Linked DNA regions of Mus musculus: region 2 is linked to region 1. Evidence: chromatin loops called from intact Hi-C (ENCODE). Cell type or tissue: left cerebral cortex. All regions are shown on one strand. Each heading gives the region's core, and the rest is flanking DNA. Links, peaks and the distances in the headings are about the cores only.

Region 1 (14,094 bases), core at 10,095-14,094:
TCATGTCTGCTGGGTTTCTGAAGGGTAGCTTTGCTGTATTCCATCCCCACTATTACCACAATCTCCCCTCTTCCTTTTTAGGGCTTTGACAATGCCATCCTCTTGTCTCCTAAACACTCTGCTGTGGTTTTAGTGGGGATCTTTGTGGGAAGCTGGACTTGGTATTGTTTTTTTTTTTTTTTTTTTTTTTTTGCTCAACACTCTTTCTCTGTCTTACACTTTGGACAGTGAGAAGTACCTTTTGGCCTCCGGAAGGTTTTCTATTACTATTTTCTGTCAACTCTCTGAGGTCTCTGAGCCTAAAAACCTCTGAGCCTAAATGGTCATATCTTTGTCATAAGTAGGGAAGTTTGGCGATATTCCATCGCCTAAGATGTGAGTGCCCATTTCACCTGTTCTGGAATATCATAATGTCAGTATTTGCTGATGTCTGTTTTTCCTGTTCTGGACTGTCCATACTGCCAGTACTTGCTAAAGACATCTTATAAGATTTGAGACTTTCTTCATTTTTGCTTTTCTTTGAGTTTTATGCAACTGACATATCTTAGCAGATTGCTTTCAAGTTCAGGAAGTCTCTCTTCCACTTGAGCTGCTCTGTACTTAAGGTCCTGGGCTACATTTTTGAATCTTATAAGTGGAGTTCTTCCACTTGAGGGCTTCTGTTTGGCTGTTTTCAATGATCTCTATCTCACAGCTAGATTTCTTATTTGGATCATGAATCACCTTCCTGATTTACTTGAAATGGTTATCTTTTCAATGCAGCTCATTAGAATTCCTTAGAATCATTGTTTTGGGTTTTACCACATTTTTACCACATTTTCTCCCACTTCGGGGCCTGGGCAATGGTGACCCTTGAGAAGCATCAACCTGCCTTGTTTTTATTTTCATATTTTTATGATCCTCTGGTGATATTTGCACATCTTGATCTATTCTTTCTATTTACTTTATAGTATGGTGTTTGTAGTAAAGACTAATACAACCTGTTTTAGAATGACACATTGGTACAATGTGTTGGCTACTTGCAATTGGGCTCAGTGGTGCCATCTCCATAAGCCTTCCTCACACTGCAGTCAGTGACTTTGTGTGTGGTGAATGCGCAGTAGCTTTCTGAGAGTGTGGAAGAATGACCACAGCAACATGGAGTGCACTTCAGCATCTTATGTAAATGTAGCATGGGACATACTTAGTAGAGCATACTACACCAGACCTTCCCTAAATCCCAATTCTGTGGACTTGGAGATTAATAGAAGCCTAGAGAACTGGAGGCAAGGGTCACTGAAGCTTAGGAGACTGAAACTTTCTGTGCCTGAAATCTATGTCATCACATCAGAGAAGTCTTATTCTTTTCTATCATACTTTGAAGTGCCTTCTTCAAAATGTGGGCCATTGTATGTCTGATCTGACATTCCCTGACCTGCCTTTTCTAGCAATAATGCTCTCTTTACGCTGCAGAGGGAACCCACGGGTTTGTATACTGGATTTCAACTGACTGTAAATTGGTCTCAGTCTTTTCCTTGTTTTGCCAGTGTTGAAGGAATTTGGCAAGAGCCATTTGATTTCAATGCCCTTGTAGTTACTTTTCTTTTTCTTTTTCTTTTTTACAGATACTTGGCATGCAGAGCAAGCTTCTTATTCTCTTCTACAAATTTACAAGCCTAACATCTCATAGCAGAAGTTTTAATTAGCAGAGGACTGTCACATATCTAGGACAATGTTCCGCCTACCTTCAGTGATAGCATTGGCCCCACATCCAGATATCAAATGATCTCATTCCCAAACCATCTTTCCAGATATCTTCTTTCTCAGACCACAGTTGTGGTTGGTGAGAACCTCTGGCAATCAGGCCCTGAAAGGAGAATGCTAATTAAGTGGTATTTGGAACCTTGGCAGCGGGTTGGGGGAAGACAAAAATTCACCTGGGATGTACCTTCAACAACAAGGGCCAAGGGGCTAAAGAAGCCTATCATGTAATGTTAGACAAACTCCAGATAAGAAATGCTACCACAATTCACAATTGCCCATGACAAAGACATGGGCATAGCATGTAATAAACAGTCACTGAATGTCTATTTAATACACTGTTAAATTAAAAGAAGTGAAAAATCATTCTTAAAACAAGGAAAGAAGAAAGAGAAGAAAGAGTGTCATGGGTGTTTGCAAGCTGTTTATGAAACTTATCACCTATTTTCTTGCATACTTAATTTGACCACTTTTCCCAGCCTGTAGTGTTGTTTGATATGGTTAGTTAGCTAACTCTGAATGGTATAAGGTTACCATAAAGGGTAATTTCTGTTTACAGGCTTGGTCCATGTTAAACTGCCCATTTTCCTTACTTGGAGGCTAAATCCAGAGTACTCAGGGGCTCTGGAGGACAAAAGGAACCCCAAGGTATAAGCAGACACTGTACAGAAAACCTATGAGGGACCATGTCCACCAGCAATGGACAGACTTCTGGTGAGAGTAAAGTTTAGCTGGAGAATTTGGTGACTTGTTTACAGTGAAAGCATTTTCCTAATGCTTTGAAGGTCATGTATATTGTTAAGAGATTTTACTCTGGAGGAAATGTACATATAGATGAATAAAACAGAACTCATCAGGAAAAAAGAAAAAGCATATCTCTAAAACAAGAATGAGTTGTATTTAAGTTAGTTTGAAATAGTCAGAGGAAGACTCTTTAAGTAAAATGAATCCATTGAAATTGATTCAGTGTGAATGAAGTTGCCTACTGAAATGCATTAAGGGAGACAATAGTGAAGAATTTGACAAAACTCATCTTCAGAGAAATATTTTCCCAAGATGTGAACAGAGTGGCAAGGGGCTGCTGGGGCTGAAGTCCTCTGTGAACTGTACTGCAGACGTTTCATTTAACTCTGGAGCAGGATCACTTTAAAGTGCTTTGCCTAGTCAGTGTATTTCATACAGGATTTTTTCTATGCTGTGCAGGATTCTTAAGAAAAAAAGATTTACAAATTTTCCATGCAAATAAGTATAAATGTGCTTCTTATTACCTCAGTGAAGCCAAGGATGTGCTCATATCAGTACTAAGTAATAAGATGAAGTAGATGTACTAACACAATATCAGATTTACAGTAATTGTGGATTCTTCCAATTCCAATGCCAAATCCATTATTTACAAAAATATTCTGAGTTTATTATTTATTAGTTTTTGGAAAAAAATAGTTAACTTTTATTTTTTCATTAGTTATTTATTCACTTTTCAGCCAAATAACAGCCACCTTTCTCCCTTCCTCCCAGTCCACCCTTACAAATCCCTCCTTCGTTACACTCTCCCCGTCTCCTCAGAGAGGGAAGCCCTTTTGGGTACCACTCTGCTCTGACAGTCCTGATAGAGGAAGGGGTTTCAATAGCAGGGAAGAGTCAGAAACAACCCCTACTCCATTTTTAGGGGACCGAAGGCCAAGCTGCACATCTGCTGCAAATGTGTTGCATGTTGCATGTTCTTTGGTTGGTGGTTCAATCTGTGTGAGTCATGTGGGCCCAAGTTAGTTGACTTTGTAGGTCTTTTTGTGGTGTCCTTGACCCCTCTGGCTCCCTCAATTTTCCCCCACTCTTCCACAAGACTCCCTAAGCTCCATGTGATTTTTGGCTTTGGCTCTTTGCATCTGTTTCCATCAGCTGTTGAATGAAACCTCTCAGAAGAAAATTATGCTGGGCTCCTCTTTGCAAGCATAGCAGAGTATCATTAAGTGTCAGGGGTTGGATTCACATGGAATGGGTCTCAAATACGGTCACTCTTTGGTTTGCCTTTCCTCAATCTCTGTTCCATCTTTATTCTTGAGCATTTTGTAGGCAGGACAAATTTTGGGTTGAAGGTTTTGTGGGTGAGTTGATGTTTTCCTCCCTCCACTGGAAGTCTCACCTAGCTACAGGGAGTACTACTTCAGTCTCCATATCACTTGCTGTCAGGAGTCTCAGCTAGGGTCACCCCCATAAACTCCTGGGAACCCCCCTTTTCCTACCAAGGTCTCCTGCTAGTCCCAGAAATGCTTGGTAACAATTTCTGTCCTCACTCCCAGGCCTCTCAACACCTGATCCCCATCCCTGTTCCCATCCTCACCCCTTCTCTTATCCAGTTTCCTCCCTCCCTCCACCTCTGATGTCTATTTTATTTCTGTTTCTGAGTGACATTCACACACCCTCCCTTGAGCCTTCCTTATTACTCAGTTTTGTTGGGTCTGTGGATTGTAGCATGGTTACCCCGTACTTTTTGGCTAATATCTACTTAGATGTAAGTACATACCATGGGTATCTTTCTGAGTCTGCCTTACTTCACTCAGTATGATATTTTCTATTTCTATCCATTTGCCTGCAAATTTCATCACATCTTTGTTTTTAATAGCTGAATAGTATTCCACTGTGTAGATGTACCACATTTTCTTTATCCAGTCTTCAGTTTAGGGATATGGACTTCTTGTGTCATCATCAATTTTACTCTTATTAGCAGATTATAGTTGAGAGTGTGCAAGATTACCAGACAAGATCACCTACAGTTTTTGTGCCTCTCCCAGTTTGGGGAAGTTGGAAGTCCACGGTCATTAGGCTAAGTCTGGGTTCTTAGGAAGCTTCACTTCCTGGAGTGCTGCTAGAAACCATCTCAGTGTGTACTTTTCATCTCTCTCTCTCTCTCTCTCTCTCTCTCTCTCTCTCTCTCTCTCTCTCTCCCTCTCTCTCCCCTTCTCTCCCTCTCTCTCTTTCTCTCTGAGAGAGAAAAACAGATAAACTGTGATTGTATCAGAGAGAGAGATCCAGTAACATTGTGGGTGAGTGATTCAACCAAGAACTTGGAAGAGACACATTCAGGAAAGTACCCACCATTTGAACAATTCTACCAAGCATTACATCAATTCCAGGCTCTCAGTGTGGTCTTATATCATCTTAATAGATATTAACTAATCTACTTTGACAATAAGTAAAGCCTGATACAACACATTTAAATAGCCATGGAATAAGGAAATGAAAGGTTATAAACGAAGTTCTAATTCCCATCAAGATGTTGATTTCAGGGTAGCTATGAATCATGCCACTAGTTCAGAAGATGGTGTAGAAGGAAATAAAGATGATGGAATAACAGTGGAAAATAATTTTCAAGAAAGGCAGAAGACAGAGAAACTACCTTCAAGGTGCAAAGTTTACACAAGTGCTGTTAAAATCAAAGCTGGTACAAAGCTTGCAGAAAACTTGGTGTGTTTGAAGTCCACAGCAAATGAGAAGCTCGTGGAATGATCCTAAGTCGTATGATACATAAGCATGCCTACGAGGAAACCCTTCTTTAAATGATAGTGCTTTTCCGGACCTGCTTGTCTGCTGTTGTCATAAAACACTGATGGAAAACAACACTGAGGAGGAAAGGGCTTGTCACATTTTAAGGGCTGTGCTCCAACACTGAGGGTAACCAAGGCAGGAACTGAATCAGCAACCACAGACCAATGTTGATTACTGGCTTATACCACGTTCATGCTCAGATACTTTTCTTATCCAGGCTCAACTGCTCAAGCTAATGCCCAATAGACATTCCTGCATCTCATTCTGATAAAGGCAATTCTTCAGTTGAGGTCCTTCTTCCCAAGTAACTCTGGATTGTGTCAATTTGTCAAAAACTTGATAGCCATACACACAAAAAGTGGGCACAGAGATAGACTTTGTGCCATATGAAAAGTCAAATCTAATTATATCATAGATGTAATGCAAAATCTACATGAGAGAAAGCTTCAGAGTCTCACCTTAGTAATGATTTTTTATATTTGTTTTGACAGTGAAAATGTGATCAATCAAAACATAAATTGATCAAAATAATCTCTATCAGACAGTTCCAATTGACAAAGAACTTAAAGATGAACATGCCTGGAGGTCTTAAACCCATCGATGAGTTGTATCAGTTGCTAAAAGAGCTAAAAGGTATCTTAGCAGATGGTTTTTGACAAGTTCATACATGTATACAATGTTCTTGATCACACCTAAGCACCCCACCTCTCCCTTACTAATCCTGGCTATCTCCAACAAACTTCCCTCCCACCTTCATTGTCTCTTCCTTTGTTTTACATGCAGTGAGTTTAGTTGGTGCTTTCCACTTGATCATGCATAAGCTACCAGTGACTACACCCAGTCCCAATTACTCCCTCTTCCTAGTAGCTGCCAACTAGCTACAAGCGGTGTTAATGATCCCCCTTCCCAATCTATACCAGAAATCTGTTTGCCACTTATTCTTAGCATTTTGAGCAGATAATCTTTAAAAGCCAATAAGTATGTGCTCAGACCCAGAGATATATGGAAGAAGATATACAGAAAACAAACAAGGGAAGGAAGGTGAGCATCATACGTCTTTAGAGCAAAACCAAAATCCCACTGAGATTACTTCACACACTTCATACATTTGCTGAAATAAAAAAAAATATTGACCAACTGTTTCTCAGGTTATGGCATAATTAGAACTCCAGCAACGTAGGGTGAAAGAAAAATGGGGCAGCCACTGTGGAAAGTGATTTGACAGTTGTCTGCACACCTACGGTGTTGTGTGCACACCTAGGTATAGGTCCATTGGGAATGCTATAATAAAGCACCATTTCTTCAATGGGTAGCTTCGATACACCAGAAGGATAGCTACCTTGCACAGATCAGAGCATCATCCAAGTGGCAGATTCAATTTCTGGGGAGATTTTTCTCTCTGGTGCATAGATGATACTTCTTACAATCTTACCATGGGGCAGGAGTGACTAAGCAACTGTCCATTATACATTACCTTCTCAGCAGCCCAATCTCCAAGGATTGTGATGATGGCAATGCAGCCAATGTATGAAGTCCATGGAGATCACAAGAAGGCCACAGAACACATGAATATAGCCTAGCCATTTCACTTCTGAATACTTTTCTAAGAAAAATTAAAACATATGTATATAAAGACAGGAATACACATGGTAAATTTCTAGCCAATCATAAACCATACAACTGTCAACTGTCAGCATAGGCAAACACAACATGTTATAGTCATTCAGTGTATTTCTAACTTTGCAATAGAGTAAACTATTGATTTCTAGTATAAATAGTTGAAACTCAAAGAGTTGGACCAAAAATAAGAAGAGCATATTATATAAACTGGAGTGGAAGTTTTCATTTCTAATATCATTTTTTTTTCAAATAAAATAATTTAATTCCAAGGAGAAATGGCTGATTCTAGGAGGATAGAGGTAGCAGGCAAAACATCTCCAAAGAAGCTTGGAGAACCAAAGAGAACTTTTTTTATTGACTCCAGAGAACCAAAGAAAAAGTATTCAAAATAGTTTACTCCATGCCCATGCACCTTTGCCACACAGATCAACAAAGCGTGTCACCTGGCACAGAGGACAGCAAAGGAGCCCCGAGTACTCAAAGTGTATCATAGTGGTCTACACAAAAGACCGGATAAAGTGGTACTAGGGCTCAACTGTGTTCACCCATGCAGAATTACAGATTAAGCTTTCAGTTAATTGCTCCATCTTGGAGTAGAGAATGTAACTTCCTGCTCCCACATGCTTCCACTCATATTGACTCTTACTGCTCATAGTGACTTACTTCCCAAATGTGGAACTAATACCCATATGAAGGACCCTGAGAATCACTGCTTCACACAGGTGCTCAAGGCCAACAGCCTACTGTGAGTCCTGTCAGTGTGAACCCTTTAAACACCACTTGCCAAGTTTAACTTTCCTTCCCAAATCCATGAGCCATGACCACTTAAAGAATGTCACCCTACAAGAGTTCTCAGGAGTATCGAGGTCATGAAATACAAGGGATGTCTGAGATCCATCATAGCCAAGAGGATTCTGGGAAACAATGATAACAATGAAACAAGTTGTTACAGGTAGAATGTTAGAAAAGAGAACAGATATTGAAAGAAAACTGTATATATTCTGGGCATTAGTTAACAACCATGCACCTGCCTGAGCTCACTAATAACAACATGCAGGAAGCTGCACAGTTACTCTGTATTCGCTGGTAGATTTTGCTATGAATCTAAAACTATTCTGAAAAGGGATGCCAGTTGATATAAAGTCTTAAAAAAAAAAACTTATGTCGAAGACAGAGCATAACCTAACACCTAGTAAAGCAGACAAGGATCTTTAGACGTCCTAGTGTACAGTGATAGGATGCAGATCATCGTCCTAGTGTACAGTGATAGGATGCAGATCATCGGTTACTGTGTGGGTAGTAATGTTGCAAAGAAAGGAGGAGGAAGGACAGTATGCAGAGATTTTAAAGGGAATGTGTGCACTTTTGGAGGCAAGTTTTCAATATCTTACTCTGTCTTTAGTCAAGGTTCCCCATATACATTATACATGTATATGCTCCTATAGGAGACTACCTGCTAGCCTCATTTCTTTGCTTCCCACACTTATTTCTATGCACTGTCCAGAATGCCTCCACCCCCAGCTCCCACACTCCGGTTTTACCATTTGATACCATAAAGACATACAATAACTGCTTCCTTGAATTCTCTTCTCCCTCCCTAATTCTCACACATTTAAAATTAGTCAGCAATATCTCATTGCTGGAATAGTCCACACCCAAGCCCAATGGTCCAGTGTAACAGCAGCAATTCACGACTATGTAGCACCTCCCTGGTGATTGACATCTAGGCACCTTGCCTCCAGCAGCTCTGCCATCTCTGCAGTTTTGGAGCCTTTCACAAATCTTCTAGACCTGGCTGAGAATAACTGCAGGCTTCAGCATTAAAATGGCCTGGAAACACTCAAAGGCATTTCCCAAACGACTAACTCACTTTTGAATAGCGATGTGTCACGGCATCCACTGACTGGGCTTGAGAGTGGACAGCTTATGACGGTGTATAAAATAAATCATATTACTCTCTCCCCTCCACAGTGTTCTCATGACTTTAAAGGTGATTTATTCTTAAAGCTCAATGGTAATTATTCTAAGAGTAGAGAAACATAGAGGGGAGAAAATGCCATTTAGCTTTCCCAGTGGAAAACTTAATATGTGATGTAGATATTTAGTAAGGACTGAAGAGAACCTCATGAAAATCAGAACAAACAGAATATGACACTCAATGTCCAAACTCCCCATACAGGCAGCGATGTGTTACCAACTGTCTTCCATCCTTAACTGCTAAGTCACATTGGTGGCCCACTTGTCACAAGAATAGTTTGAGCGTGTTAGAGGAAGGCTGGACAGGCAGCCAGTAAGGTTGTTCAGTGTCAAACTCAGGATGAGTTCTATCTCCAGAATCTGCATGGTTCAAGGAGGAAATCCACTCTTTGGGGCTAGTCTTAGACTACCATATGCACGCGACACATGCAAGCACTCACACATATACACACAGAGCACTTGCTGCTCCTGCAGAGAACCCCAGTTAGGACCTCAGCACCTATATCAGAGCACCTGCAACTTCACCTCTGAGGGCTCTCACCCTCTCTGCTGACGTCTGAGCAACTATATAACCATGTAACATACACTCCCAGAGACATATACACGTAATAAAATGAAAATACTTGAGATCATTTTATACCTTTTATACAAAAAATAAAATGTCACGATATGTCACTGTCTGTGTTGAATATTTACAAATATTTTCAAATCCTGAAATCTTTACAACAACTTTGCTTTTTATAGGGTGGGGCTGGCATGCTTCTTAATTCAGTACAAATTCTGATATGTTTAGATTTCTTCTCAAAGCATCTGATATTCCAGGTGGAATCAGACTAGTGAGTAGCTGGAATTCCAACGCCAGAGATTTAGATCTAGCCAGTGATTGGCTAGGGAGGGGCTTTGGGCGGGCCTTCCTAGAGCGCCAACGCTTGCTAGAAAGCTATGGAGCCAGTCTAGACTGTCACTATCAGTCTTTGTAGTATTTACGGGTGCGAGGATTCTGACATTCTGCTAACTTCTCTTAGCTTTACTAGAGCAACCTGCAACCAGAACTCGCTGGGATTGTAGAGAACCTAGGGAGCCATAGAGACTGTCGCTGCAGGAGAACGAGTAAGAATGGGCTACGTCTTAGCCCCAGGTTTTTGGTGAGGACTGTAAAGCAAACTTCCTAGGATGTCTAGGTTTCAACAAACATAAGAAGTCCGGAGATAGCGGGAGTCCTTTTTTTCAGCACCGGCCACACCAGTTCCGGGTCTCCCATTCAAGAAGAAACACGAAAAAAAGTCTCTCGAATAACTCCCAGTTCTCAGACCAGACCAGCTTGCTCCAGCTACTTCTTCCTGTCCTCACCCCACCGCGACCGGGACAGCGCGACTACCACCCTTCCTCTGCGTCTGGGTGGAGGGTAAGGACAGGAGCTGACCAAGACCGCCCCTCCCAACCAGGAGGTGGAGATCCCACGGGTCCTGCGACTCTACACCCACTTCCTCCTCCCTCTGCCCCTATATCACCGGCACCCCCTCCTCCTTCCCTTTTCCCTCCTCCCAGGAGACAGGGGAGGAGAAAAGGGGAGCTTGGGTCGTCATGACTGAGCTGCAGGCAAAGGATCCGCAGGTTCTCCACACGTCTGGCGCTTCGCCCTCCCCCCCACACATCGGGTCCCCCTTGCTTGCACGCTTGGACTCAGGTCCCTTCCAAGGGAGCCAGCACTCGGACGTGTCGTCTGTAGTCTCGCCTATACCGATCTCCCTGGACGGGCTGCTTTTTCCTCGGTCCTGCCGGGGTCCCGAGCTCCCAGACGGAAAGACAGGGGACCAGCAGTCGCTGTCCGACGTGGAGGGAGCTTTCTCTGGGGTAGAAGCCACTCATAGGGAAGGAGGCAGAAATTCCAGAGCCCCGGAGAAGGACAGCAGACTCTTAGACAGTGTCTTAGACTCGTTGTTGACTCCCTCCGGGACCGAACAGAGTCACGCCAGCCCTCCAGCCTGCGAGGCCATCACTTCCTGGTGTCTCTTTGGGCCAGAGCTTCCAGAAGACCCCCGCAGTGTCCCTGCTACCAAAGGGTTGTTGTCCCCGCTCATGAGTCGGCCAGAGATCAAGGCTGGCGACAGCTCCGGGACAGGAGCAGGACAGAAGGTGCTGCCCAAAGGACTGTCACCACCCAGGCAGCTGTTGCTCCCTACCTCGGGGAGTGCTCACTGGCCCGGGGCAGGGGTGAAGCCGTCCCCGCAGCCAGCTGCAGGGGAGGTGGAAGAGGACAGTGGCCTGGAGACCGAGGGCTCTGCAGCTCCGCTTCTAAAGAGCAAACCTCGAGCACTGGAAGGCACCGGCAGCGGAGGAGGAGTCGCAGCCAACGCGGCCTCAGCGGCCCCAGGCGGTGTCACTCTGGTCCCAAAGGAAGATTCACGGTTTTCTGCTCCTAGGGTCTCCTTGGAGCAAGACTCTCCCATTGCCCCCGGGCGCTCCCCACTGGCCACCACAGTGGTGGATTTCATCCATGTGCCCATCCTGCCTCTGAACCACGCACTCCTGGCCGCCCGCACCCGGCAGCTGCTGGAGGGGGACAGCTACGACGGCGGGGCCACAGCCCAGGGCCCTTTTGCCCCGCCTAGGGGCTCGCCCTCCGCGCCATCCCCGCCGGTGCCCTGCGGTGACTTCCCAGACTGCACCTACCCTCTGGAAGGCGACCCCAAAGAGGACGTGTTCCCTCTTTACGGCGACTTCCAGACGCCTGGCTTGAAGATCAAGGAGGAGGAGGAGGGCGCGGATGCTGCTGTGCGCTCGCCGCGCCCCTACCTGTCGGCTGGAGCCAGCTCCTCCACCTTCCCAGACTTCCCGCTGGCACCCGCGCCGCAGCGAGCGCCATCCTCCAGGCCCGGAGAAGCGGCGGTGGCCGGCGGACCCAGCAGCGCCGCGGTGTCGCCAGCGTCCTCCTCCGGCTCCGCGCTGGAGTGCATCCTGTACAAAGCGGAGGGCGCGCCGCCCACGCAGGGTTCGTTCGCGCCACTGCCGTGCAAGCCCCCAGCCGCCGGCTCCTGCCTACTACCCCGGGACAGCCTGCCGGCCGCCCCGGCCACCGCCGCAGCACCCGCCATCTACCAGCCGCTCGGCCTCAATGGGCTCCCGCAGCTGGGCTACCAGGCCGCGGTGCTCAAGGACAGCCTGCCCCAGGTCTACCCGCCATACCTTAACTACCTGAGGTGAGCACTTGCAGGCAGCCCTGCCCTGCTCCATTCCCCCATCATCTCTGGGTGGCAGGATGGCCGCGGGGGCTTGTGGAGCTGGTCTTTGGAGACCCAACAGGCATTGTCCATTGCCTCCCTTTTTCTTACATTTGTGTGTGTGGTGCGGGCATAAAAGGGAGTGCAGATATACCATTTTATTGTGTACCATTCTCCCAAACATTGCCTGCAAACTTCCTGAAGCCTGAGCACCCAGGTTCAAACCCTGAGGCCTCGCTCTAAGATCTTTGATTGTGCTGAGGATTTGTTGGGGACTTCATTAAATACTTTGTAAGAAGGACACCCCCCCCCTCCGTGTGTGTGTGTGTGTGTGTGTGTGTGTGTGTGTGTGTGTGTGTGTGTGTTGGGGAGGCTGAGATGTAAAAGCCAGTTTTTCTGGAAGGGGTGGGGCTTAACTGTGGCTTCAGAACTGAAATCAGAAAGCCCTTAGGGATCTATCTGCACAGGTCTCTGGCCTGATTTTCCTAGGAACATCAAGAGTGTGGTAAACTGCAGGAGGGAAGTGTTTGAATGGTGGGTTTAAACAACAATTGCAGGCGACCAGAGCATGGAACGCTCACACTGGTGCAGACAACTTTACTCCCCTCATATATGTCTTCAAGAGCATTTTCCCCACATACTGAAGTAATGGACTTGAAAAGGAAAAAACATGCTCAAGTTTTAGAGTCTCAGATGCAGTGACTAGGCAAAATAATGTCAATGTGTTAACAATGCCTTGAAGTCACAACTATATTTATATGTTGGAGCAATCAACTGTTCCAGAGTTTTCAAACCGGAACCAGTGCTAATTCCAGTTAAATTCCTAACGCTCAGCCGTGTTTGTTGTGACCCAGCATTGAGGAAGGAGGTCATATTTCATCTGCCAAAGGCAAAATCACTTCTGTATAAGGAGCTCTTTTTAAAGGAGTGTTTCTAGCATTTGTGAACATGGAAGGATGCACCTGTTCCCCTTTTATTAATGTTAATGATTTGTGTGTTCAAGGAATCCATTATAGGGAGTTTAAGATATCAAGCACCAAGTTTAGTGCACTGAAATTCAAATATGTGTGTATACGTATGTATGTGTATATGTGTGTATGCATGTAAGTATATATGTATTTTGTATGTTTATGGTCCTAGGAGCTGGGGATGTAGATCAGTTCCTAGAAACTTTGCTTACCTACCATACACTGAGCCCAGAGTTCTGTCCCCAGCACCTTAGAAACTGGGAATGGTGGCAAATGCTTCTGTTTCCAGCACTTGGAAGCTGGGAATTCATGAGTTCAAGGCCAGGCTTTGATATGGAACAAGTTTAAAGTCAACCCAATTACATGAGGAGACCTTTAGCAAAAAACTAAAACACAAACAAAAAACCTATAAATAAATACTATGATTCTATTTTAAAGATACTCATAGATACCAGTTTAGAAAAGCTTTCTTCATCAGATAGCAGTGTACCTAAAACTAAACAGAATCTGTTTGCATTTCAAGGCCAGATTCAGAAGCCAGCCAGAGCCCACAGTATGGCTTTGATTCCTTACCTCAGAAGATCTGCTTAATCTGCGGGGATGAAGCATCTGGCTGTCACTATGGCGTGCTTACCTGTGGGAGCTGCAAGGTCTTCTTTAAGAGGGCAATGGAAGGTAGGAAGCTTCCTCCTCATTCTCCCTTCCCTCTCATTGTCATGGAGACCATCCAATCCTTTATCCACTTAGTTATGCTCGTTTCTAAGAAATGATGGCCTTTCTTTCCACCTGAAATTATGATGCTCTTTTAACCAGTTGCATTGCCTACAGTACCCAAGAGTGAACGTGGTTTGCTATTATAAGTGTATGCTGTGACTCACACTTTCAACAGTACTCAAGCCATGACACTGGCGAGAGATTCTCTTCCTCTCAACAGCTTTACTCTAGTGATGTGTTCATATATATCTCCTGAATAAACAAAACACTGGGTTTATAGTAATCAAAGCTACATATGTGTGCATATTTGT
Region 2 (16,117 bases), core at 5,433-9,432, 200 kb before region 1:
GCCAGACCACATTGTTTTCTATCTAGACTGGGAGGTCACAGTGACACAGTTCAGGCAGGCTTGTGACAAGGCCCTGGAGGATCAGACAGGAAGTGGTGAAGCCTACTGTTGCTGTGGGGCCCTAGAGAAATGGATGGAGAGATAGAGAAAGACTGGAAGAAAAACCCGGGTGCTATTGGGAATCTGGGAAACTGCTGAAATATCCCTGAACCCTGCCAGGTCAGGGGTTGGAGGGTGGATTGAATAAGACATGTAGAAGGTCTGTCTTTAAGAATTTCACCTGGATGATACTGCCAGGAAACAGGCCTTATCTATATTTTGTATGTTGTCTACCCACAATGTCACAACTAAATTGTGAAGTGCTATTTACATGCTTATTAAACAATCTTGAAACAAGACTCAAGGTATGCATATGGGTTACCAGATACCAAGGTGAGCCTCACACAGAGCACTGCCAGGATGTAGAGAGGACATAAACACAGGACAGAGTTCCAGAACCACAAGGAGACAACATATCCATTCGTGTGAGTTGTCATTAGCAAATACTGTTCTGTTTTAGCTCCAATGTCCACTATGGTCTTGCTTGCACATTTACTGCTATTTCCAGTGAAGACACACTTCTATGTATGTTTTCTGGTATCTTCATGGCTTATCCATTGGTCTGCAGTCTTCTGCAAAAGTCAGGTAGGTTACTACATCATGAATTCACTCACCTGCCGCGATGGGGTTCCTGACTACCTTGAACACGTGTGTTATTTCTCAGGCTTGAAACTTAGGGATCCTTGGAGGTCTACCCTCACTACAGACTGGATTGATGAGTAGCAGGTGACTGATTCATTTGTGATCCCATAAATATCCCCCAAGTGCTGTGTACCCTAGAGGCTCACCTGGGTGAGGCTGATAACAAGGAAAACTTTTGCCTTCCCATGGACATGGAAGCCAGGAGGCTGAAGACCCACCATCAGTAAAATTACATCGTTACTCCAAGGAATCATGAAGACAAGTTAGTAAGTCAGTTTTAAGTAGGAAAATATCTGAAGATGGCAGAGAAGTGAGTAAAGCAGATGGAAAATGTACCAGGCAGGAAGAGCCTAAGCAAAAGACTCTTAGGTCAGAGCACAGGATGGGTATAGTAGAACTGAAGGACCAAGGGTGGAGGGCCACAGTCCACTGAGCATGGTGGAGGTGGAGAAGGACACAGGAAGGCTATGGATTCCACTCTGATGCAAAGCAGGATACTGATGTCAGCTAGGGCAGCATGGCTTTGCTGCCTGGAGTGTCTGCCTTTCTTACTCTGCCTGATCTCCCAACAGCATTACCACTCTGATGCAGTTTGGTGTGTTACAGGGAGTGCAGGCTTATCTGACCTCCCATGCAAAGTGTGGTCCTTTGCTGACCTCACATCTGTGTCACACTCTGATCTCACCCCCTGTTTTATAGTTCCTTACAATGGCTAGCTGCATCTCTCTCCCTTTTCCCCTCCTCCCCTCATCCCCTCCTCCCCTCCTCTTTTCCCCATATTTCCTTCCACATGTGCTCTTTGCCACCAGCAGGTCACAAACTTGGACCTAACTAAAGGGTGAACTCTTAGAAGCCAGTGCTAGAGCATCAAGAGACTGCCTGGTGCTAAATTAGAAGAACCCTTCACGTTTCTAATCTCCCTGCATGTTCAGCAAAGGACTAGCCTCAGAATCCTTATGTCAAAAAGAAAGCCTATTGGATTCTTATGATGTCTATCTGCCTGCCTGCCTGCCTGCCTGCCTGCCTGCCTGCCTGCCTGTCTGTCTATAGCATGTGTGCGTGCCCTTATGTCCATGTGCCACAGTATAGATATGGTCATAGGACAGAGTTGCTTTCCTCCTTTGATATGTGGGAGTCCAGGTATTGACCTCTAGCAGTCTGGCTTGATGGGAAGTAGCTCTACCCACTGAGTCATTACATCAGGAGGTCCATAAAACTCTTAAAAAAAAACAAATGTGAAATATCTTCTTTTATTTCCAGAAATTGGCTTCAGGGCACAAGACTGAAGCAGCAGCATCATACAGTAATAATCTCTGTTCCATTTCACTCTCTAGCACCACTGTCTGGCAAGGCAAAGGTCATGGCTGCAGCCCTTCGTTTAGCTGGCCTGGTTGAATCAGGGGCAAGGAGCGAGCTTGGATGGGCAGCTGAGTGACAGAGTGCCCTGGTACAGGCTGTCTAGCAGTTCAGAGCATTATGACACAGATTGGCTCTACAGCTGTCTGAGATCACCTCAGGTTCTCAGTGCTCCTAATCCTGGCATTTGAGATGGGCTCTGAAAACCATCTAAACAGCAAGTGTAGTTAAGGCCTGACATCGTCTTCTACCCAACCCTTCACAGGGTTTTCCCAGCAGTGAGTTGGATGGCACTAAAATATTAAATTGTGAAGGCTTACATGCTCAGATTTAACAAAAAGCACAATAAAATAATAAAGGGTTTTATGTGTGGGCCTATGTGTGTGTTTTGATGTGTGTGATATGTGCTGTGTGTTCTGTGTGTGTGTTTTGATGTGTGTAATATGTGCTTTGTGTTCTGTGTGTGTGTGTTGATGTGTGTAATATGTGCTCTGTGTGTGTGTGTTTCTATGAGGTATGTGTGCATACTGTGTGTGGTGATGTGTGTGTATGTGTGTGTGTGATCTGCTTTGTGTTGTTTGTGTGTGTACCTGAGATATATCTATGTACTGTGTGTGTGGTATGCGATGTTTGTGTGCATATGTGGTATATGTGTGAAGTGTGTGTGTGTGTGTAGGTGTAGGTGAGATAGGTGTAGGGAGACAGTCAATGGTCTGCAGGTACTGAGAAGACAGTGGAGACACTAGGCATCCATATTCTGCTCAGTCACTTTCACTGTCCTGTTGAGATGCACTCTCTCACTGAACCTAGAGCCAGGTTGTCAGTCTGCAAGCCCCAGCCTCCCTACTGTCTCTGTCTGCACAGTGCTTAGGCTATAGGTGCACACATGGCCACACCTACACTTTTGGACATCTGGGATTTGGACTCAGGTTCTCTTACACAGCAAGCATCTTACTACAGAGACCTGATTTTTTTAACTAATTTATTTTATCACCTAATTGTTGCCATTAAAAAGTTCTTTTGTGTTGCATAAAATTTAGAAATAATATACTGCATATAATTTAGAAATAATAACAACAATTGTCATCTATTAAACATAGGGGCCAGGTAGAGTTCATGCCAGGTCTTCCTTTATCTGCCTTATTTATTCAAATCTCCATGAAAACTCCATCACGTAGATGCTACTTCTTAGGAAGAGATGACAGCACTCAAGCTCAATCCAATCCACAGACTATGAACAAAGCCACACAGAGAGTATTTGGGAGCTTTGGGCTTTAAATGCACAGCAGAGACATGGAGGGAGTGAGGAGTGAGAGTTGGCATGCCAGTACCCCAGGGCTGTGGCTGCCTTTCTTTCTGCAGTAGGATGTGTGCATGTTTAGTGTTGAGGCGGTTCATTTTCAGCTTCAATTTCAGTTCCTACCCTGGCAAGAAAACCAACCCACCCCTCACACACACTTTCACAGCCCTAGGGGAAAACTTGTAGCTTACAGGACCTGTGACATCCCAAAGCCACAGACACACAAGCCCCCAAGAGATGGCTTTACATTACCATACCCAGGACTAAGAAAGGCCATGTACTTATTGTGACTGAATGTAAGCACACAAAACAATGCTGAGACACAAAGAAAAACCTGGCCCTTGTACCCTAAGAGATGCTTTAGGCTGAAGCTGGTTTTGTGTGGATTTCCCTTCACTATTTCAAGAGGTATAACATACACTGTAATGAGAATCTGGAGACCAAGGTTTGCCGCTGACCACAGAACTTGGGGCTTATAACCTGTGATCCAAGCCAGGTTCCGTGGCTCACCCTCAGGAGACAGAGATGAATTAAGGGTGGGAAGCAGACACTGGGAAGGATAAACAAATTTGAGGCCGCATTCCTCATGACCTCATAGGTCCACCTTTGATGTTCTGAAGTGAGACCAAAGTTTAGTTAGTGAGCCAAGTATATGCAGATCTGAACAGTTCTGGTCAAGGTGTGGCCCAGTGCTCCACTGGCTGCTCATTATCTGGTCTAGATACAGACACACACAGAAGAATCTGGTAAATGTGCAGAGTAAATGTTTAATTTTCCTTGACAAAATTTTGACTAATTTTGAACAAAGAATTGTTAAGAATGATTGCACTCCTCCTCATCTGTGTGCCACTTGGCTATAGTGTCCCTTTACCTAGAGCAAGGGACAACCGAATCCAAGAACACATCAAAACAATCATCCATCCTGACCAAGTAGGCTTCATTCCAGGGAGGCAGGGATGGTTTAATATACGGAAATCCATCAATGTAATCCACTATATAAACAAACTCAAAGACAAAAACCACATGATCATCTCGTTAGATGCTGAGAAAGCATTTGACAAAATCCAATACCCATTCATGATAAAAGTCTTGGAAAGATCAAATATTCAAGGCCCATATCTAAACATGTTGAAAGTAATCTACAGCAAACCAGTATCCAACATCAAAGTAAACGGACAGAAGCTGGAAGCAATCCCACTAAAATCAGGGACTAGACAAGGCTGCCCACTTTCTCCCTACCTATTCAACATAGTACTTGAAGTCCTAGACAGAGCAATTAGACAACAAAAGGAGGTCAAGGGGATACAAATTGGAAAGGAAGAAGTCAAAATATCACTATTTGCAGATGACATGATAGTATATATGTGACCCTAAAAATTCCACCAGAGAACTCCTAAACCTGATAAACAGCTTCAGTGAAGTAGCTGGATATAAAATTAGCTCAAATAAATCAATGGCCTCTATCCACACAAAGGATAAATAGGCTGAGAAAGAAATTAGGGAAACAACACCCTTCACATTAGTCACAAATAATATAAAATACCATGGCGTGATTTTAACTAAGGAAGTGAAAGATCTGTATGATAAGAACTTCAAGTCTCTGAAGAAAGAAATTGAAGAAGATCTCAGAAGATGGAAAGACCATGCTCATGGATTGGTGGGATCAATATAGTAAAAACGGCTATCTTGCTGAAAGCAATCTACAGATTCAATGCAATCCCCATCAACATTCCAACTCAATTCTCCAACGAATTAGAAAGGACAATTTGCAAATTCATCTGGAATAACAAAAACCTAGGATAGCAAAAACTCTTCTCAATGATAAAAAAACCTTTGGTGGAATCACCATGCGTAACCTAAAGCTGTACTACAGAGCAATTGTGATAAAAAAAAAAAAAAACAAAAAAAACTGCATGGTACTGGTATAGCGACAGACAGGTAGACCAATGGAATAGAATTGAAGACCCAGAAATGAACCCACACACCTATGGTCACTTTATCTTTGACAAGGAAGCTAAAACCATTTAGGGAAAAAAAGACAGCATTTTCAACAAATGGTGCTGGCTTAACTGGTGGTTATCAAGCAGAAGAATGTGAATTGATCCATTCCTATCTCCTTGTACTAAGGTCAAGTCTAAGTGGATCAAGGAACTCCACATAAAGCCAGAGACATAGAAACTTATAGAGGAGAAAGGGAGGAAAAGCCTTGAAGATATGGGCACAGGGGAAAAGTTCCTGAATAGAACAGCAATGGCTTGTGCTGTAAGTTTGAGGATTTACAAATGGGACCTCATAAAATTGCAAAGCTTCTGTAAGGCAAAAGACACTTTCAATAAGACAAAAAGGCCACTAACAGATTGGGAAAGGATCTTTACCAATCCAAAACCTGATAGGACACTAATATCTAATATATATATATAACGAACTCGAGAAGGTGGACTCCAGAAAATCAAATAACCCCATTAAAAATGGGGCACAGAGCTAAACAAAGAATTCTCAACTGAGGAATACCGAATGGCTGAGAAGCACCTGAAAAAATGTTCAGCATCCTTAATCATCAGGGAAATGCAAATCAAAACAACCCTGAGATTCTACCTCACACCAGTCAGAATGGCTAAGATCAAAAATTCAGGTGACAGCAGATGCTGGTGAAGATGTGGAGAAAGAGGAACACTCCTCCATTGTTGGTGGGATTGCAAGCTTATACAACCACTCTGGAAATCAGTCTGGCAGTTCCTCAGAAAATTGGACATAGTACAGCCAGCAATACCTCTCCTGGGCATATATCCAGAAGATGTTCCAACTGGTAATAATAACATAAGTTCCACTATGTTCATAGCAGCCTTATTTATAATAGCCAGAAGCTGGAAAGAACCCAGATGTCCCTCAACAGAGGGATGGATACAGAAAATGTGGTACATTTACACAATGGAGTACTACTCAGCTTTTAAAAACAATGAATTTATGAAATTCCTAGGGAAATGGATGGATCTGGAGGGCATCATCCTGAGTGAGGTAACCCAATCACAAAGGAAATCGCACAATATGTACTCACTGATAAGTGGATATTAGCCCAGAAACTTAGATTACCTAAGATACAATTTGCAAAACATATGAAACTCAAGAAGAACAAAGACCAAAGTGTGGACACTTCGCCCCTTTTTAGAATTGGGAACAAAACACCTATGGAAGGCGTTACAGAGACAAAGTTTGGAGCTGAGATGAAAGGATGGACTTTCCAGAGACTGCTGCACTGGGTATCCATCTTATAATCAGCCACCAAACACAGACACCATTGCATACACTAGCAAGATTTTGCTGAAAGGACCCAGATGTAGCTCTCTTGTGAGACTATGCCGGGGCCTGGCAAACACAGAAGTGGATGCTCACAGTCAGCTATTGGATGGATCACAGGGCTCCCAATGGAGGAGCTAGAGAAAGTACCCAAGGAGCTAAAGGGATCTGCAACCCTATAGGTGCAACAACATTATGAACTACCCAGTACCCCAGAGCTCGTGTCTCTAGCTGCATATGTAGCAGAAGATGGCCTAGTTGTCCATCATTGGGAAGAGAGGCCCCTTGGTCTTGCTAACTTTATATGCCCCTGTACAGGAGAACACCAGGGCCAAGAAGTGGGAGTGGGAGGGTAGGGGAGCGGCGGGGGCGGGGTGGGGGGTTGTAATAGGGGACTTTTGGGATAGCATTTGAAATGTAAATTAAGAAAATACCTAATAAAAATTGGAAAAAAAAAAGAGTGGCCTTATGCTAAAGCCTTGTCTACTGGATCCTTTTTTTCTCTAAGGTGCTTCACTCTGCTGCATACTATTTTAACCTCATTCTCACAGTGGTCCCCACATGGAGGCTGAGAGTAAAGAAGGTGAACCATTGTTCCTAAAACCAGAACTGAAAGCCCAACTCATTTACGGCAAAGACTAGTACTTTCTGAATGCAAGAATATAATGGCAGAGAAGATAGTGTCTAAATGGGAGAGTGTTGAAGTCATCCGCAGACTCAGGTCAAGTTGCTCCTGTCTATCTGCAGCGAAGTTAGGAAAAGAACAAATTGTCTTTTCAGCTGTGCAGCAAGGACAGGAACAAACAGCATGTGACAAAGTCCATCACAAGAGGGCGCCATTGTCCACATCTGCAGGCTTGTTCCATGCTTCTGATGTCAGCCGCTAAAGGCAGATTTGGGTGAGAGGTTCCCAGACTTCTAAGACCACAAGCTTAGGTTAGCTTTGCAAGAAATTTAGGACATCAATATGAACATTTTCCTGCAGGCAATCAGGCTTTGTTGCAGATCGGGCAGAGTTTTGTTTTTGTTTTTTTTTTTCTCTTGAAAACTCACTAGAAAGTGAGTTACTAGAAAAGTGTTGGCCCTTTTACCACAACCCTCAGCTTCTATGCACATAGAAAACAGGAATGAGACACAGTCAATGCTTGCGTTTCCCCTTTCCTTGAAGTGCCTATAGATGCAGCTTCATCTTCCCAGTGGATGCTTTAGAAAGAGCTGATGAATAAAGTGAACAGGAGCTGGCTTTAAGTAGCTGTTACAGGTGTAAAGGGAAGATATTGATGGCAAGATACTGAAGATCTGCTCGTGGATGTCACTGTCTCCCATCAGTGCAGTGTTTCTGCTCTGCCATCATTAACTTAGAAAAATAACTACTTAGGCTTGGACAACTTCCTGCAGGGGTAAGTTAGGGGGTTGACGCAGGCAGAAGAAAGAGCAGCAGAGATGACCTAATGGCTTTTCCATAACTAGCTTGATTGACTGTAAAGAAGGAACGGCTTGTCCTTTGTAGCATGGGCACCGCAATTCATGACAGCTATAGGCCATGTATCTATTTTTCTGTTTGACAGGGACAAAGAGTTGTTGGTGACTGGTATGAGCCCAGAATGGCTCCTTCACAATGTGATGACCAGGATGGAGGCCTGGTTTTCTTGAGTGAGCTGTAAAGAGGGTCAGGTGTGTGGCTGTTTGCTTGTCTCGGCTAGAGTTAACCGGGCTCTAACTGCAGATGGGAAAATGAAGACCAATGTTTCTAAACACACTGGAGTGAATTTTCTTCAAAGGATAGAAAGAAATGGAAAGCAAAGGAAAATTAATACCTTTCTTACCTGTCTCCATGCCCAGCAAGGCCACCTTCAATTCATTTGCATCTTAGTAATATCCTCTGAGCTCTTATCAAGTGCCCAGCTGTGTGCTAGGCACTGAGGGCTGAGAGGGATATGACATGCTTCCTGCCCCTCCACAGTTAGCTTAAAACAGAAGATAAATGGCTAATTAATGTGCTTGCTAGTTACATATCTATGCATAAGACGGCAGCCCAGAGCATGACTGAGAGTGGGATTTACTTTCTAGCTGATAGATAAGGCAGATTATATATATATATATTATATTATATAGATAAGGCAGATTATAACTGAAGGAGATACACCATAGTGAGGAATGCAAATAGATTTCCAGCAAGAAAGCCCAATTTCTCCCACCTGTGAACTTCTTTGAACAGTATTGACGGGTAAATGAAAGTCTCACATGTCTTGAATCTCCAGTACTAAGAGGCAAGCCTGCCAAGAGCTGTCATATTTTTGTTCTTTAGAGAATATACTCAGCCTCACTGTGATATTAGAGCTTGCAAGTGAAACTTTATTTCATCTCATTGTTATTATTATGTAGACTTGCAAGATTTTCTATGGGTTATAAGATTTACCTTTGGGCACAAAGAATATTCTAGGAAATGTAATCAGCTAGAATGCCCGTGTCTTTGCAGGCCAGGGCTGTCAATGTTTCCCTTGGCAAAGAGGTCATTGAAGAACCCTGGGTACCCAAGCCATAAGGCAAGGTGTGGCAAAGGCAAAGACAGGATTTTTCTGCCATGCTCTAATTCTGAACATGGCTATTCATCTAGTGTTTATTTACTAGGAATATTTTCTTTTTAAAAGTATTTATTTAAATATATATATATATATATATACATCTGCATGTATGTATGTGTATCATGTGTGCTCGTATGACTGGCAGAGGCCAGAAGAGGACATTAGATTTCCCTAGAACTGGAGTTAAAGCAAGTTGTGCACCACCTGGTGGGTACTGGGAACTGTGTCTTTGTTCTCAGCAAGAGCAGCAAGGGTTCTTAACCCTCCAGCCTCTTGAACACTTTCTTAAATTTGTCTCATGTCTGCACAGTTTTATAAACACTTTCCTTTGCTCCCTGTTGCACCCTCACAAACAGTTCTCTTTACATGTGCCCACAAAGGGGACAGAGAAAGAAGGTCGATGGTTTTATGTAGAATGGCCACATGCTTCAGTTTAGGGGAGCATGTAAAGAATGAGCAATATATGTGGAGAAATAAGCCTGGTGTGTCTTGATACACCTATGTTCTTATACAGAGGTCTTGGCCCCAGATCCTTAATAGGAGTAAGTGAATGATAAAAACAGAAATATAACCAGTGAAGCAAAACTACAGTGGTCCAGGAAGAAAGTTAACAGAAACTTTTAAAAATTATGCAGCAACAAATATTCTACACTAAGAGAATGGTTCCCTTTATGATCCCACAGAGCCCTTTGTGGTTGGTTAATCTTATGGAACTGACTTTGGAGTTAGGAAAAGTAAAATTATTGAATTATGTACAACTGTTGTACTGAGTCTCAAGACTGTAAGAAAACCACCAGCGAGAGTAACTCTCCAAAATCCTTGATCTCTGGATTAATGGCATCAACCAAGCACTGAAATGTTTTAAATTTGATTCAGGCTGTTTTCTCTGCCTACGTTTACTATACCCATTAATGTGGGAATGAAAGCCAAATATCAGAGAGCAATATGAAAGATGATTTCCCTGTCTCCAACTCTCCAGCTATGTCATTCTAAGTTCTGCTTAGCCCACAGAACATACCAGGAGGCCTCTGCATGCAAGTGACAGAGTCTGGCTTGATGAACACTGTGTGACAATATGCAATAGATTAAAAGATAAGCAACCACTCAGGAGGCCTGCAAACAGAAGGGCCATGTGGGCTCAGGGTATGGTGGTGTGTCACACAAACAGGAACACTTTCCTTAACAAGAGCTTGGAAGTGTTAGTGTTACCAGAGGAGACACCAGGGATATAATCCAATCTTTTCCTTGCAAAAAGAATTCAAGCTGTGACCTGATTGTTCTCAGTCACCATGAGCTCTGTTTTTGATGAGTTACAACTGAAGCTTGAGGAGGGGGAGTAAAAATAATAGTCTGCGTCTCATACTCTGGATCTGGTAATGTCTGAAAGTAAAGCAGGGCCCGAGAGTTAAACACTCTAATGTGACCATAGAAGCAGCTGGCACTTGAAAATCAAATCATTTCCTGTGTAGAGGTCTCTGACAGCAGAACACTCCATGTAGGGTAACAGGGAAGGACCTCTCGGTTTGCTCTCCCTATCAGCCCTAGGCTGTGAGCCCATCCCCAGGCATGACGAGGACAAAGGTTTTCTGGAGAATAATTAACCCCATACACTTTTACAGAATCTACTCATAAATGCTTTGGACACTACACCTCCCCCCCTTTAAAGATGCTGAAAATTTCTGACGTCAAAATATTTTTAACTTTTTTATCCATTTCACATTAATGCATGCTTTCTCCATGTATTGAACCATGGACATGTTTGGCTGAACAAATAAAGCCTTAAGAAACCTACTTCCATGATACCCATTTTGGGAAGGGCAGTGTCAGGTAAGGCAGTGTAATGCAGAACACGTGTAAGAATGCCTGGTGTGGGGCTGGAGCTTAGTTCAGGTGGTGGAATGCTTGCCCAGAACTCATAAGGCACTGGATTCACTCCCCAACACTAAAGGAGTAGAGGCAGGAAGATCAGAAGATCAAAATTATCCTTGGCTCATAGGAAATCAGAGACCTGAACTATAAACAAAACATGATCTAGATGGTATGGCATGGACCTTCCGTGAATACTGTGCTGAATGTAGGCAAGGTGGACTAGGGGTTGTTTGTCTTTTGCATTTGTGCTTCATATCATCACACTGCACATTACATACACAGGTGATATCATCTGCAAATTTCAAACAAAGAAATGGAATTGAAGAGGCAAAACACAATTATTTCTACTTAAAATTGAGAGTGTGTGTTTTTTTTTAATTAAGACAGGGGTGTAATTTTAGCTCACATATAAAGTGTTTGGCACAATGGGACTCTCATTTATAGATATTTCCATTAAGCTCCCAAACACCACTTCCTTTTAAATCACAAGGCCAAGAGGGTAAGGGCAGTGATCTAAAACCTTATTAAGACCACACAAAGATTAATCTGGGGTGGGCTGTATTTGGGAATAGGCCGTATGGCTCCCTCATGGGTCATTTATAACCTATTAAGAATGAACTGAAGGAAGGGTGGAAGGGAGAGATACAGTTGTGCACACAGAGAGACCACACAGAAACATAGTCTGAAAGCTTTGTTTTGTTTTCCTAGTTGTCAGATGATTTAAAAACTGATTTTGGATAGGAATATGAGAGTAGAATTTATTCTTAAATGTATATTCTCCCGGGAAAGGGAAGAGCCTTGGGACATATAATTTGATAGGGTTGATGTGGGACAGAAACCTCTGTTCTTTTCTTTTCTTTTCTTTTCTCTTCTTTTCTTTTCTTTTCTTTTTCTTTTTTTTTTTTTTAAACCTCATTTCTTGAAGCAATGAATTAGAGAGCTGGATACAAATTACAGGAAAAAAAAATGTACTAAAGAAACCAGGACTTGGAGGGTGTGGTGATACATGCATGGTATCTCATCCCTTAAAAGACTGAATCAAGAGTTAAAGGTCAGCTGAGCTCATACTGAGCTCTAGGTCAGCTTGGACCACAGAAAGAGAGACTTCGAAAGAGCAGTGGTGGAGAAGTCAGGACAGAACAGGGTGGGAGGAAAGGAGATGGGAAAAGAAAGAAGTAAGGGAAGGGAAAGTAGAGAAGAGGAGGGGAATGAGGGTGGGGAGGGGAAGAAGAAAGGAAAGCAAGTCCTTAGACTGTTTTTTTTTTTTAACTTTTTCCAATTTTTTATTAGGTATTTCTTCATTTACATTTCAAATGCTATAGAATGTTTCCCTTTGTCAGCTTGGAAGCACCATAGGCAGATACTAAAGCAAGCTTTCATGTACAAAATAAACAAACAAACAAAAAAAATCATTGAGTGGTCTTCTATAAAGACAAAGGTGGGGGCAGGGAGAGGGATGAAGAGGGCCCACAGAGATGGGCAGCTATGACAGAGGGAAGGGAACTCACAGCAGCAAGCCGCTACACACTTCTCTCTGTGCAGTGCCTTATGGGTCCATGGGGAATGCTGGAGGACCAGTCAGGAAGCTATCTGGAAATGGAAGAGTGACGGTGGCCTTGGTTAAGATGATGGCTGGAAACTTAGAAAGATGCACATGTTCCAAAAGTCTGAGCAGAGTCAGTTGAATGGAAGGAAGGAAAGGAGGGGAGGACAGAGGAAAAGATGGTCAATGGGTCCCATCCCTTCACTGGTCACTCCTTTGTCTTCAGAGATTCTGCACTGGGCCTGGCTTGTGTTTTGTGGGCTGTTTTATTGTGGAGAGATCCTGATGAAATATAGGTTACTTGTTGAGTGTGCTATTTAAGAAATAACGGTCATATACATTATGTAGGTGGAGAAATTGATAGGGAAATTAAGAAATTTGAATAAACTACAGTTCTTCATTTTTATTAAGATGGGCTTTAGTGAATGGATCACCAGGGTTCTGAGAACTCATTCAGTGAGCAAGCTGGGGAAGGACCCTTCCCTCAGGAGAAGAGCAATGCAAACCCTTGACCCTAGTCACAAGGGCTGTAGACAATCCCTGACTTGTTTGATAAGAGCATATGCCCATGTGGATGAATTTGAAATGACTTTTAAGCTCATAAAAGCATATTAGTGAAAAAAAGCGTAGCCCTTACAGCACATTAGACATCCAATGGTCTGGATCTCCCACAGCTGTGTGGTAATACATCTCAAATTGTCGTCATGCTTCCTAAGTATTCAAAACGTGCTACTCACTTGTTCTTTGCACTAAAGCTTTCTGTGGGTGACCCAGACAGACGGTTTCTTGATCACCTCTGGGAGTCTGTCGTAACGCTTACACATCACACAGAAATTACTGGGTTTGTGCCCAGACTCCCTCAGTTTGTTTGTGCTTCCTGTTTGTGTAGCTTCTATGCCCATTGTTTTTAGTCTAAATCAATGATATCTGGAATACACTGATGTTTAAAAATATTGAATGGATGATAATACATGCTTACTGCTATAAAAGAAAACACATAGTATTAAATTTTAAGAAAGTGGATGAATTAAAATACAAATATGCTGTTCCATTAAAATCTCAGCAGTGTGTTGGCCTGTATAAAGACCAAGCCTGGTCAACATGACAAAGTGGATAAGAGGAAGCCATACCAGGCCCCACTCCTAGATGAAGGGGCACCAAAACAATGGCTATGACAGCAAGGATAGGCTCCATTCCTGGATGAAGAGGCACTGAACCAATGGCTGTGGCAGGAAGAAAAAGCATGAGAGAGCCAAGGCCCACACCTGCACCTGCCTACATTACAGTAATATAGAGCTCTTTATGATGTTAATGGGAAGAAATACATACCATTCAAATGGAAGCATTCTTGACCTGATTCTTAGCACATGTTGATACCCTGTTCAATTTTCACGCTGATGCAGGATGACTCTGGAAAGTTGTGCCATTTATCAGAACTAACTGGTGCCATGAGACCTCTGGGATTTGCTTAAGCATATCCAGCTAATTTTCTCTTAGCTTTCATGTTTCCTTTTCCTAGATCCATCCTTGACCTCCTTCAACTCCAATTGTAACAATAACCCATGTAGAAAATCACAGCAGCCCACCAACTCGTTAGCTACTTTTCTCCTTTCTGTGACCTAAAACCTAATTTGGTGATTGTCTCAGTCAGGACCTCATGACCAAGAAACAAGTTGGGGAGGAAAGGGTTTATTCGGCTTACACTTCCATACTGCTGTTCATCACCAAGGAAGTCAGGACTGGAACTCAAGCAGGTCAGGAAGCAGGAGCTGATGCAGAAGCCATGGAGGGATGTTCTTTACTCGCTTGCTTCCCTGGCTTGCTCAGCCTGCTCTCTTATAGAACCAAGATTACCAGCCCAGAGATGGTCCCACCCACAAGGGGCCTTTCCCCCTTGATCACTAATTGAGAAAATGCCTTACAGTTGGATCTCATGGAGGCATTTCTTCAACTGAAGTTCCTTTTTCTGTGATGACTCCATCTGTGTCAAGTTGACACAAAACTAGCCAGTACAATTGACCCCTTGTCAACTTGACACACAAACACATCACTAGTAAGCCTCAACCCTTAATTTCTTATTCATCCCCAAGATCTAAACAACTTTAAAAGTCCCACAGTCTTTACATATTAAAAGTCAACCCCATTAAAATGTCCAATATCTTTAAAAATCCAAAGTCTTTTTACAATTAAAAGTCTCTTAACTGTGGTATCCACTAAAATAGTTTCTTCCTTCAAGAGGGAAAATGTCAGGGTACAGTCACAATCAAAAGCAAAAATCAATCTCTAACCATCCAATGTCTGGGATCCAACTCACAATCTTCTGGGCTCCTCCAAGGGCTTGGGTCACTTCTCCATCCATGCCCTTTGTAGCACACGCATCATCCTCTAGGCTCCAGATGCCAGTACTCCACTGCTACTGCTGCTCTTGGTGGTCATCTCATGGTACTGGCATCTCCAAAACACTGCATAACCCTTTCAGTCCTGGGCCGTCAATTGCAACTGAGGCTGAATCTTCACCAATGGCTTTCCATGGCCTCTCACAATGCTGAGTCTCAGCTGCTCTGTGTGACCCCTTCATGCCTTCAAAACCAGTGCCACCTGGGTGACCCTTACACATTACCAAGTCCTGCTGCAGCAAGCTTAGCAAGCCAGGGGAAGCAAGCCAGTAAGGAACATCCCTCCATGGCTTCTGCATCAGCTCCTGCTTCCTGACCTGCTTAAGTTCCAGTCCTGACTTCCTGCAGCAGGAGTACAACCTTGGCTATCTCTGGAACACAGCCTCTTTGTGCTTTCAGAAAACACTTCCCAGAAGATGTCATCTCAACGATGCTGGTCTCTTCTTAATCACTGCTAATTTCTTAGCTCCAGCTAACCACCATCACTAGTCCCAGTAATGCAAAAGTTTCACTTTATGTGAAAACTGGTATCTTGTTAATCACAGCTGATTCTTCAGCCCCAGCTAACCAGAACCACAGAATCTTCCCAATCAAAATAGCAATGGCCCTGAAAAGAGTCTTTAATTTTCACTCTGAAATTTCACAAGCCAGACCTCCATCTTCTGCACTGTTCTCAACATTATCTTCCAAGCTCCTACACAACATCCCACGGAGCTCTTAACAACAAATGGATCTTCAAGCCCAAAGTTCCAAAATCCTTCCGCAGTCCTCCCCAAAACCTAGTCAGGTTTTCACAGGAATACCTCACTATGCTGGTACCAATTTGTCTTAGTCAGGGTTTCTATTCCTGCACAAACATCATAACCAAGAAGCAAGTTGGGGAGGTAAGGGTTTATTCGGCTTACACTTCCATACTGCTGTTCATCACCAAGGAAGTCAGGACTGGAACTCAAGCAGGTCAGGAAGCAGGACCTGATGCAGAAGCTATGGAGGGATGTTCCTTACTGGCTTGCTTCCCCTGGCTTGCTAAGCT

What was found. Hi-C counts contacts between places; a loop is a spot of excess contacts. Peaks named below come from ENCODE experiments on the same cell type or tissue, not always from the same donor. Only the 100,000 strongest peaks of a DNase experiment are listed, where the experiment ranks them.
Region 2: it touches region 1 in a loop (3-fold over the local background); 2 of 42 quality-filtered maps call a loop at or near these places.

What each region holds. Positions count from the first base shown.
Region 1 is chr9:8,890,004-8,904,097 of GRCm38, forward strand. Pgr (progesterone receptor) reads left to right here and starts at 9,830. Exons shown (of 8, transcript NM_008829.2): 1 at 9,830-12,080; 2 at 13,593-13,744. The coding sequence starts at 10,465. In left cerebral cortex, for the core only: a CTCF peak has its summit at 11,837; DNase peaks (open chromatin) are centred at 10,229, 10,545, 11,254, 11,794 and 1 more place; H3K4me3 peaks cover 3,110 bases; H3K27ac peaks cover 1,737 bases.
Region 2 is chr9:8,693,348-8,709,464 of GRCm38, forward strand. All of the region lies in intron 3 of Gm32014 (predicted gene, 32014), which reads right to left. Among named protein-coding and RNA genes, the nearest start is that of Gm32014, 40 kb to the right of the region's middle. In left cerebral cortex, for the core only: a CTCF peak has its summit at 7,518 (motif pointing right); a DNase peak (open chromatin) is centred at 7,523.